Regions from separate parts of the Homo sapiens genome. Here region 2 is linked to region 1. The links are chromatin loops, found by intact Hi-C in ENCODE. Cell type or tissue: CD4-positive, alpha-beta T cell. All regions are shown on one strand.

Region 1 (5,000 bases):
TCTTGCGGAACATAAATCAGATCATGTCACGCCTCACCAAACTCCTGCCAGAGTAAAAGCCAAAATCTAGAGTTTGCCTACAAGGCCCTCCATGTTCTGGGTCTCCATTGTCCCTCTGACCTCATTCCTACCTGGTTCACTGCACTTTGGTCACAGTGGCTTTCTTGCTGTCTTTGGAACATAGCAAGCCAGCTCCTGCTTCAGGGCCTTTGTCCTTACTGTTCCCTCTACCTAGAACACTCTTCCCTCAATATCCACAGTCCTTTACTAAAATGTTTACTAAGACATTCTCTGGCCACCCCATCTATCCCACCCCAACCCTGACTATCCCCCTTCTCTGCTTCCATTTTTTCCTCCTCCTTGGCACTTTATTACATTATAGCATTCTACATGTTGTACATATTTATCTTGTTTGTTGTTGTTCAGTCTCATTAGAATATAAGCTCTTTGAGAACAGGAATTTTTGTCTGTTTTGTTCACTGTTGTATCTCCAACATGTACAGCAGTGCCCTGCACACAACAGACACACAATATTGATTGATTGATTCATTGAGATGGAATCTCGTTCTGTTACCCAGGCTGGAGTGCAGGGGTGCAATCTTGGCTCACTGCAACCTCCACCTCTCAGGTTCAAGCAATCCTCCTGCCTCAGCCTCCCAAGTAACTGGGGTTACAAGCATGCACCGCCATGCCTGGCTAATTTTTGTATTTTTAGTAGAGACGGAGTTTCACCATGTTGGCCCGGCTGGTCTCAAACTCCTAACCTCAAATGATCTGCCCACCTCGGCCTCCCAAAGTGCTGAGATTACAGGTGTGTGCCACCACGCCTGGCTGGTACATAATTAAATGAATTAAGAGAGTTTTGGCTGGGTGTGGTGGCTCACGCCTGTAATCCCAGCACTTTGGGAGGCCGAGGTGGGCAGATCACGAGGTCAAGAGATCGAGACCATCCTGGCCAACATGGTGAAACCCCGTCTCTACTAAAAATACAAAAATTAGCTGGGTGTGGTCGCTCGCGCCTGTAGTCCCAGCTACTTGGGAGGCTGAGGCAGGAGAATTACTTGAACCCAGGAGGTGGAGATTGCAGTGAGCCGAGATCACGCCACTGCACTCCAGCCTGGCAACAGAGCAAGACTCTGTCTCAAAAAAAAAAAAAAAAAAAGAAGAGTTTTAAGAAGAGGAGTGCCATTATCAGACTTACATTTTTAAAAAGGTAACTCTCACTGGGTTAATAAGTTGAGGATGGACTAGAGCAGAAGCAGGGAGACCCATTAGGATCTGTGGCAGTAATCCAGGGCCACCATGTGCAGTCATGAGGGTTGTATATTGCACCACTGCAGTGAGATGTGAAAACGTGTTCCTTAGAAATGTACACCAGCCTTGGTGAAAACCATGGAACTGATTAGAATTGGTAAGTCTGGCTTTATATTGAAGGTAGAGTCCGCTACCATTTACCAACAGATTGAGTGTAGGATATGAAAGAAGGAAGAATCAAAGCCATTTCCAAGATGTTTGGTCTAGGTGTAACAAATGACAGTAGTGCAAATGATTAAGCAGCCTTTCTATTCACAAGTGCTTACTGCATTTCAAACCCGAGGACACAAGCTGAGCCCCCGAGTCCTCACCTGGCTCCTCCAAACCGTATCTCCAACTATACTTTTCTCCTCTACTCATTCAACCGTTTGCTACACCATCCCTCAACAAGCCCTGTACTTTCCAATTTTCGAGCCTTGCTCATCCTATACCAAACTGACTGCATCTGACCAAGTCCTAGCTGGTTCAGATAACTCTCCCGAGCAGCCTTTTCTAATCCCCTAATTCAAAAATCTTTCGCCCAATCTCCTCCCTTCTGTGCCTCTGTAACTGCACCTACCTAGCCAGGGTCGTATTCGAGGGATTTCTGTTTATAAACATTCACAAGCCCCCATCCTACCACCAATCCCCACCCGGACTGTGAGCACCCTACAGACAAGACCCAAATGTTGAATCACTCTCTTCTTGCTCCTCCGAATATTTATTGTGTGACGCCTGACAGGAAGTAGAGGCTCTGTAAATGTGTATTGAGTGAATATGAAAGCTTCACAAATTTCAAGGGTCAGCTTCCTTGGCGGCCAGGGATATATACGCCCTATGCAGAGCCCGGCTCCAACGCCTCTTGTAGAAAGAAGGACACTGACCAGGACATTTGCAGCGTCACAAAAGATCCTGTCAGCGCGAGGCCTGCAGGCGGCCCTCCATAGTGAAATATGTGCTTCTGCAACCCCTCAAAGTAGGAACTGCAGGGTGACTCTGCATCAGCTGACTACAGGCAGATTTCCAGGCTGACTGGCTGGAAAAGAAAAAAAAAAAACGCGGAGTTCGACGCCGCGCGCAGCACCAAACACTTCCCCAGAAGGGCGCAGCCTGGAGGCGGCCGCGCGCAGGACGCACGCCCAAGGCGCCTGGGCCGCTAGGGACCGACCGGAGCGCTCAAACCCACAGGGTATCTATCAGGCGCGCGTCAGCACGTAAGCAGAGCGCGAGAACGCCCGAGACGGCGGCGCAGCCAATCCCAGAGCAGCGCTCCCCAACGGCCGGCCGGAGGGCGGGGAGAGAGGGGGGCTCGGCCAGAGCCACGCTTCCCATTGGTTGAGACAGCACCGCCCAGCCAAAGCCCCCTTGTCCTCGCGCGGGTGCGCCGCCTGGACTCCCACCCTGGCCAGTCCCGGGCCCACCACCACTCTGGCATCCCCAGCCTGTCCCCGCGGCTCCTCCTCCTTCCCCGGCCCTGTGGCCTGCCTGCTGTCCAGCATTCTTCCCCAGGGCGCTGTGGCGCGGAGGGAGGACTCCCCAAACCCCGGGAACAGAGCCTTGCGGAGGACCCCGGAGGAGGAGGAGGAGGAGGGACGCGGACGGGACTGGGAGATTCGGTCGGGAAGGGGACAGGGCCTAGAGCCCGGGGCTAGAAGGCAGGACACCTGGCTTCGGTCTGGGCTCGGCCTTTGACTACGACGTGACCTTGAGGACGGTTCCTTCCCTTCGTGGGGCCTGGGTCCCCTTCAGTAAGATGCGCCGGCAGGAAACGATGAGTCGTTTCACCTGGGAGCTGCAGGGCCGCGTGTTTAACCCAGGGCCTCCTCCTGCCTGGCACATTATTCCGAATAATAAATGCCAGATCATGCTGCTGGAGACGCCGGCAGAAAAGCCGAGAGGGAGACTCCCTGGGGTCTGGGCGCGATCGGCCATCCTACCCTTACCCCGCTGCGGCCGCAGGGCTCGGCCTGTAGGGCGCGAGCCCCCCTTCCCCACCCGTATCCCGGCTTCGGAGCTAAAGGAACACGTGAGGCCGAACCAAACCGAGTAGAGGGCGCCAGGGAATCCCGCCCGAGCTGCAGAGACGCGGACCCCTCCTCTTACCCAAAACCAAATGGGCAGGGGGCTCCGCTGCAGAGGGCTCGCCGAGGCTCTCGCCTTCACCCGGCGCCGCGCAGGTGCCCGCTCTCCTGCGGGGAGAGCCGAGGGGGGGCGCTGCCGCAGGGTCTTTCTGGAAGCCCCTCCACCAGCACTCCTGCGGCCTGCGGCCTCCGCCACCCGGACGCTTCTACACGCGAAGCGCGCGCTGGGGCTACGCTGGGCGGGGCTCACGGCGGCGTGGCTGTCGGGGGGCCGCCGAGCCGCCTCCTCCGCGCTGGGTGCCCGGCTGGCGCTCCTCCCGCCCAAGGTGCCCTGATCGCTAGGCTCCCGGTGCGGCCGTCTCGCCCCTAAGCCGGGCGCCAGATCCCCCGCCGCCTTCTCGCTCCCCGACCGCTGGGCGGGGGCGAGGGCCAGGGAGATGGAGCCAGGTGCGGAAAGGGTTGCAGCCTCGCGGGCTGAGGCCGGAGGGTGAAGGCGCCGCTCCTTGAAGTGAGGAAAACTCCGGTGAGGAAGAGGCTCTTTCCAGGTCCTGTGCGTGTTGCTGTCTTTAGAGCTCATTAGGGTTGGTTGGTTTTTAAATTTCTTTTGATCAGATGAATTTATTTAAAGGCCGGGGGCGGTGGCTCACGCCTGTAATTCCAGCACTTTGGGAGGCTGAGGCAGGTGGATCACTTGGGGTCAGGAGTTCGAGACCAGCCTGGCCAACATGGTGAAAACCAGTCTCTACTAAAAATACAAAAGTTAGCAGGGCGCGGTGGCGCACGCCTGTAATCCCAGCTACTCGGGAGGCTGAGGCAGGAGAATCGCTTGAACCCAGGAGGCGGAGGTTCCAGTGAGCCGAGATTGCACCATTGCACTCTAGCCTGGGCGACAGAGTGCTCCGTCTCACAAAAACAAAAAAATTAAAGATTTGCTTCTCAGGGTCTTTAAAAATAAATTAAGAATAGCAGTTTCCCAGAGTTTTAATAATAGAACAACGGAGGGCCATCGGCCACAGATAAGGGTTTCCTCCCAACCCCACCCCACTGCGCTATCGCCCTGCGCCAGCACACCTCAGTTTCCAGGATGAGAAACAGGCTGAGGAGAGAAGACACCAGGACACATTAGTGGCGAAGCTACGCGAAAGGAAAATAAACCTTGGGGCCCCCAAATCACTAGGCTAAAGGGGAAAGTCAAGCTGGGAACGGCTTAGGGCCAACCTGCCCCCATTCTACTCAAAATCACCCCCTGCTCACTGAGATAAATGCATATCTGATTCCCCCTTTGGAGAGGCTCATCAGAAACTCGAAAGAATGCGACCATTTGTCTCTCATCTACCTATAACCTGGGGGCTCCCTCCTTGCTTCGAGTTGTCCCACCTTTCCAGACTGAGCCAATGTTCATCTTACATATGTTGATTGATGTCTCATGTCTCCCTAAAATGTATAAAACCGAGCTGTGTCCCAACCACCTTAGGCACATGTCAGGACTTCCTGAGGCCATTTCACTTGCGTGCATTCTTAACTTTGGGAAAATAAACTTCCTAAATTGATCTGGCTCAGATTTTGGGGGTTCACAACTATGTTTAGGTAAAGTACAGAGAAGGAATGAATAGAATGAAGAGAATG
Region 2 (5,000 bases), 400 kb after region 1:
CTAGGTCCCGGGAGACTCCATCATCCCTTGTAGTTTCACTCCTGCTTTACCTTTTTTTTTTTTTTTTTTTTTTTTGAGACGGTCTCACTCTGTCACCAAGGCTGGAGTGCAGTGGCAGGATCTCAGCTCACTGAAACCTCCCCCTACCAGGTTGAAGCGATTCTTGTACCTCAGCCTCCCAAGTAGCTGGGATGACAGGCACACACCAACACCCCTGGCTGATTTTTGTATTTTTAGTAGAGACAGGGTTTCACTATGTTGGCCAGGCTGGTCTCAAACTCCTGACCTCAAGTGATCCACCCACCTCAGCCTCCCAAAGTGCTGGGATGACAGGCGTGAGCCACTGCGCCCGGCCCATACTTTGTTTTAAAAAGTATTCTTATCATGCTCTACTAATGGTCATCACCTGCAGTTTGAAAAATGCCTTAACTGACACTTGTCCAAGTGATCCTTTCGCTGACTCGTCAGGCCAGATCAGGCTTCTGGGCACTCATGCCACTACTTTCCCGCAGAGCTGTGTTCACAATTTGTTACGTTAGTGTCAGTTTCCCCCCACTAGACAACTGTTCCATGAAAGCAGCAACATGACAACGATGCTCACAGTTGTATCAGGTGCTAAGTCTCAGTGCTCAATAAGTATTTGTGGAACGAATAATACACGAGCAAACGAATGAAACTCACACTTAATGTGTTATTCCTCCCAGGAGGACTTCCATATAGAACTTTGACAAATCAATATCTAATAGTGAAATTTCTAGCACATTTCTTTCTGGGACAGGGAACACTGGGTGGGGTAGTAGGCTACAAGGTACAAGTTCTATCCTGTTGTATTTAAGAGAGGATCTGATTTTAAAAGTGACTTATATACATCTATTTCATACAACTTCGGAGTCATACTTTACTCTCTCTCATTCCTCATCCACCAGCAAATCTTGCCAGAATTTAAATATATTCAGAATTCCAGTACTCAATATCCTCTGTTTACACACCATCACCTCTCATCATAGTCACTACAGGAACCTATAATTATCTTCCTGCTGATACCCTTGCCTCCCTTCACTTTCAACACAGTGACTTTGTCAATATAGAAGTCAGATAGAGTCACCCTTCTGTTCAGGACCCTTAAATAGTTCCCATCTCAAAGCAGGGGAAGCCTCTTTTACATACTTCCCATCTCAAAGTGGGGAAAGCCTCTTTTACAGTGGCCTCTCTGCTTAATTTTCTTCACAGAAATTATCATCTTCTAACGTGTCATCTATTTTTACTTGCTCATTGTGTTGCTCCGCCTCGTAGGATATAAGCTCCACGAGGGCATAGATTTGTTTACTGCCGTGTCATCTTACACAAACCTTGGTACAGGGTAGTCATTCATTAAACTATGTGTTAAATAAATGAATGAATCCATAGGATAACCCAAATAAATATGCAATAATTCGGAAATGTGAATCTCTGGCGTCCACTAATCCACCTCTACAAGTATCTACGGAGGACCTACTAGGTGCGGACACGAGGCAGCTAAACGAGTTCTCCTAAAAGGGCGATAAAGCCTCCTGCAGGCAGTCCTCCTCATACCTCGGATCCAAAAAGAAGAATGGAGGTAAGAACTTAAGTCATTTCATTCATTTTTTTTTTCTTTTGTAGAGGTTGGGGGAGGTGGTCTCACTATGTTGCCCAGGCTGGTCTCGAACTCCTGGCCTCAAGCGATCCTCCCGCCTCGGCTTCCCAAAGAGCTGGGTTTACAGGCGTGAGCCACTGTGCCCAGTCTCATTTCTTGAAAGAGATAAATAAGTAGAGGGGAGAAAAGAAGTATAGAAAAAGAAAAAAGAGAAGGAAGAGGTCCTGCTGCCTTCGTGCTCCCGGCCTTTCTCTTCCATGCTAGATTAGGATCCCAGAATTTCCGTTCTGTCTATTGCTGTGTGTATCGAGAGAAAAGCACCCCACTGTTGGCAAATCAATCTTACAGTCAATCATTCTTTAGGCAGCGGGAACATCCTCCACTCAGGGTTCGCCTTTCCACCTACGGCGTCCGGGGACGCAGGAAGTAAACTAAGTTGTTTCTATGGCAACGCACAGCTTTGGCGGATTTAGCTGGCTACCATTTTGCCTTCCCTTGTTCCCAAGTAGTACATTTTGCAGCCTACCAAGATGAAAGGACTTAGGAAAATAATTGTAAGAGTGCTATTGAATGTGGCTTATTTCAGTGCGAAGCCGATTTCCGAGGATTGTTTTTCTGGCGTTTGGAGAAGATGCCTAAATTGAGGGCGGAGTCGAAAGATGTTTAATCCCACAAGGCCACGCGGCGGGGCCTCGTCCTTCTCTTACCGCCATCTTGGCTCCTGTGGAGGTGAGTGAAGGGTCTGCTGCTGAAATTTGGGGGCAAATAACCGGAGTAGGTTTGTTCCTGTGCCTTGGCGAGTCGCCGGTGCGTATCGGAGTCTCTGCCAGCCATTGATTTCTACGGGTTTCAAGAAGAGGGAGAACAGGATGGAGGAGATGTTGGGCTGATGGTGTTTGGTCCCCTGACACCCGGAGAACGGCTGCCCGGGTTATCCCAGTTAAATTCCTGGGCCTGAACGGAGTGAAACGATGTTTTTGTTCGTGTGCAGTTGTCCATGAGGCAGTGCTTCCTTCATCCGTTTCCTCCCAGTCCATACCTTCCTTGGCTTGTCTGACCAGTCTCTTTCCTCAGCTTTTCTCCCCCAGCCATTGCATAAAAGTCTTACGTGTGTGTTTCTCTTTAAGGCTTCATTTCTTTTCCTGAGTGTTGCCTACTGATAACGGCATGCATTTTCTCAGGCTTTTCTGAGAGTCATTTTTGTGACTCCTGTCCCTTAGTTTTGTCTTCATTCTGAAGTTTGCTTAGATACCAGCTGTTCTCTGAGGTTTGAATGTCTTGCCGGACCCTGCGTTTCATATGGATGTTCTGGCATTGTTGTCCCCGAACTCCTACATGAAACTCCCATCCAAAAGGAATTTGCTTTAGGGGCTTAAACGAGAGGGGACGAGGTGGGAAACTTGTGTGGCTTGGTTTTAAACTAATCTTTTTGTTTGTTTTAAGGCCTGCTGGGAACGGGACTTCTAAAAGGAACTATGTCTGGAAGGTACGCGTTTTAAATATAGTTCTTTATTTTTGTGTGTTAGACGTGAACGTAAATGCGAGCTTAAAATTGGCAAGAAAAAACTTAGATGTTTGCTCTGAGTAACTTTTGGGTGGGGGTGATTACAAGTCAGATTGGTTTTTTGAAGCTTATGTTTCATGTTGTGTATCTTTTGTGTCTTAGGCTGTGGTCCAAGGCCATTTTTGCTGGCTATAAGCGGGGTCTCCGGAACCAAAGGGAGCACACAGCTCTTCTTAAAATTGAAGGTGTTTACGCCCGAGATGAAACAGAATTCTATTTGGGCAAGAGATGCGCTTATGTATATAAAGCAAAGAAGTAAGTTTATGACACTGGTAGGTTTTGGGTTTTTGAGATCTGCCTCATTTTCTTTTTTATATAACGGAGTCTTGCTCTGTTGCCGAGGCTGGAATGCAGTGACTTGGTCTCCCTCACCGAAACCTCCGCCTCCCGGGTTCAAGCAAGTGTCCTGTCTCAGCCTCCCGAGTAGCTGGGATTACAGGCGCCGGCCACCACGCCCGGCTAGTTTTTGTATTATTAGTAGAGACAGGGTATTGCCATGTTGGCCAGGCTGGTCCCAAACTCCTGACCTTAGGTGATCCGCCCACCTCGGCCTCCCAAAGTGCTGAGATTACAGGCTTGAGCCACCGCGCCTGGCCTCATTATCCTATTGAAATAATAAACAAAAGATTTAGCTGAAGTACTTGGTATTGTTTTTTTGTTTTTGTGACAAGAGTCTCTGTTGCCCAGGTTGGAGGGCAGTAGCGCGATCTTGGCTCGCTGCAGCCTCTGCCTCCTGGCTCAAGCGATTCTCCTGCCTCAGCCTCCTGAGTAGCTGGGCTTACAGGGGTGTGCCACCACGCCCGGCTAATTTTTGTATTTTTACTAGAGAATGGGTTTCCCCATGTTGGCCAGGCTGGATTGGTATTGCTGTGGCTTCTATTTTGCGTCATTAAGGAACTTAATGGGGAGTTTTAGAAGGACGTTACTTCTGAGGGTGGTGTTGGATTTAGGTACCTTTTGCACTTGTAAGCAATAAAGGAGGTAATTCCTTATATTGTGATCCTTTTAAGGTTTCTAATTTTTTTTCTCGGCTCCTTTTGCCAGAATTTAAGGATTTTTAGAACACTTGTGCTTAATGCATTTTGTTAATGCCTTAAAATTATGGGTTTTTTTTTTTTTTTTTTTTTTTTTTGGAGACGGAGTCTCACTGTCACCTAGGCTGGAGTGCAGTAGCACAATATCGGCTCACCGCAACCTCCGCCTCCCGGGTTCAAGGGATTCTCCTGCCTTAGCCTCCTGAGTAGCTGGGATTACAGGCGGCCGCCACCATGCCTGTCTAATTTTTGTATATTTAGTAGAGATGGGGTTTCACCATTTTGGCCAGGCTGGTCTTAAACTCCTGAACTTGTGATCCACCCACCTCAGCCTCCCAAAGTGCTGGGATTACAGGCAGGAGCCACGGTGCCCCGCCCCTTGTTTTTTCTTTTCTTTCTTTTCTTTTTTTCTTTCTTTTTTGAGACAGAGTTTTGCTCTTGTTATCCAGGCTAAAGTGCAATGGCACAATCTCAGCTCACTGTAATCTCTGCTTCCCGGGTTCAAGCGATTATCCTGCCTCAGCCTCCGAGTGAGGTGGGATTACAGGCGTGTGCCACCACACCCAGCTAATTTTATGTTTTTAGTAGAAACGGGGTTTCACAGTGTTGGTCACTCTGGTCTTGAACTCCTGACCTCAAGTAATCCACCTGCCTCGGCCTCCCAGAGTGCTGGGATTATAGCGCAAGTCACTGCACCAGGCCAAAATTAGTTTTTATGCATGCCTAAAGATGTTTATGCTGTAGACTTTTTTTTTTTTTTGAGACAAAGTGTTGCTCTGTTGCCCAG

What was found. Hi-C counts contacts between places; a loop is a spot of excess contacts. Peaks named below come from ENCODE experiments on the same cell type or tissue, not always from the same donor. Only the 100,000 strongest peaks of a DNase experiment are listed, where the experiment ranks them.
Region 2: a loop joins it to region 1, with 6 times the contacts of the local background. A loop is called at or near these places in 3 of 110 quality-filtered maps.

Annotation. Positions count from the first base shown.
Region 1 is chr3:197,552,385-197,557,384 of GRCh38, forward strand. BDH1 (3-hydroxybutyrate dehydrogenase 1) reads right to left here and starts at 3,584. Exons shown (of 8, transcript NM_203314.3): 1 at 3,397-3,584; 2 at 2,178-2,329. In CD4-positive, alpha-beta T cell, a CTCF peak has its summit at 2,402; DNase peaks (open chromatin) are centred at 2,507, 3,037 and 3,587; H3K4me3 peaks cover 2,583 bases; H3K27ac peaks cover 1,631 bases.
Region 2 is chr3:197,947,878-197,952,877 of GRCh38, forward strand. The region is part of intron 2 of DRC9 (dynein regulatory complex subunit 9); the gene reads right to left. It overlaps RPL35A (ribosomal protein L35a), which reads left to right and starts at 2,313. Exons shown (of 5, transcript NM_000996.4): 1 at 2,313-2,344; 2 at 3,059-3,101; 3 at 3,282-3,434. The coding sequence starts at 3,091. RefSeq lists enhancers at 1,716-1,935, 2,015-2,797, 3,581-4,362. In CD4-positive, alpha-beta T cell, no CTCF peak of the experiment used is centred here; DNase peaks (open chromatin) are centred at 2,154 and 3,954; H3K4me3 peaks cover 2,669 bases; H3K27ac peaks cover 2,060 bases.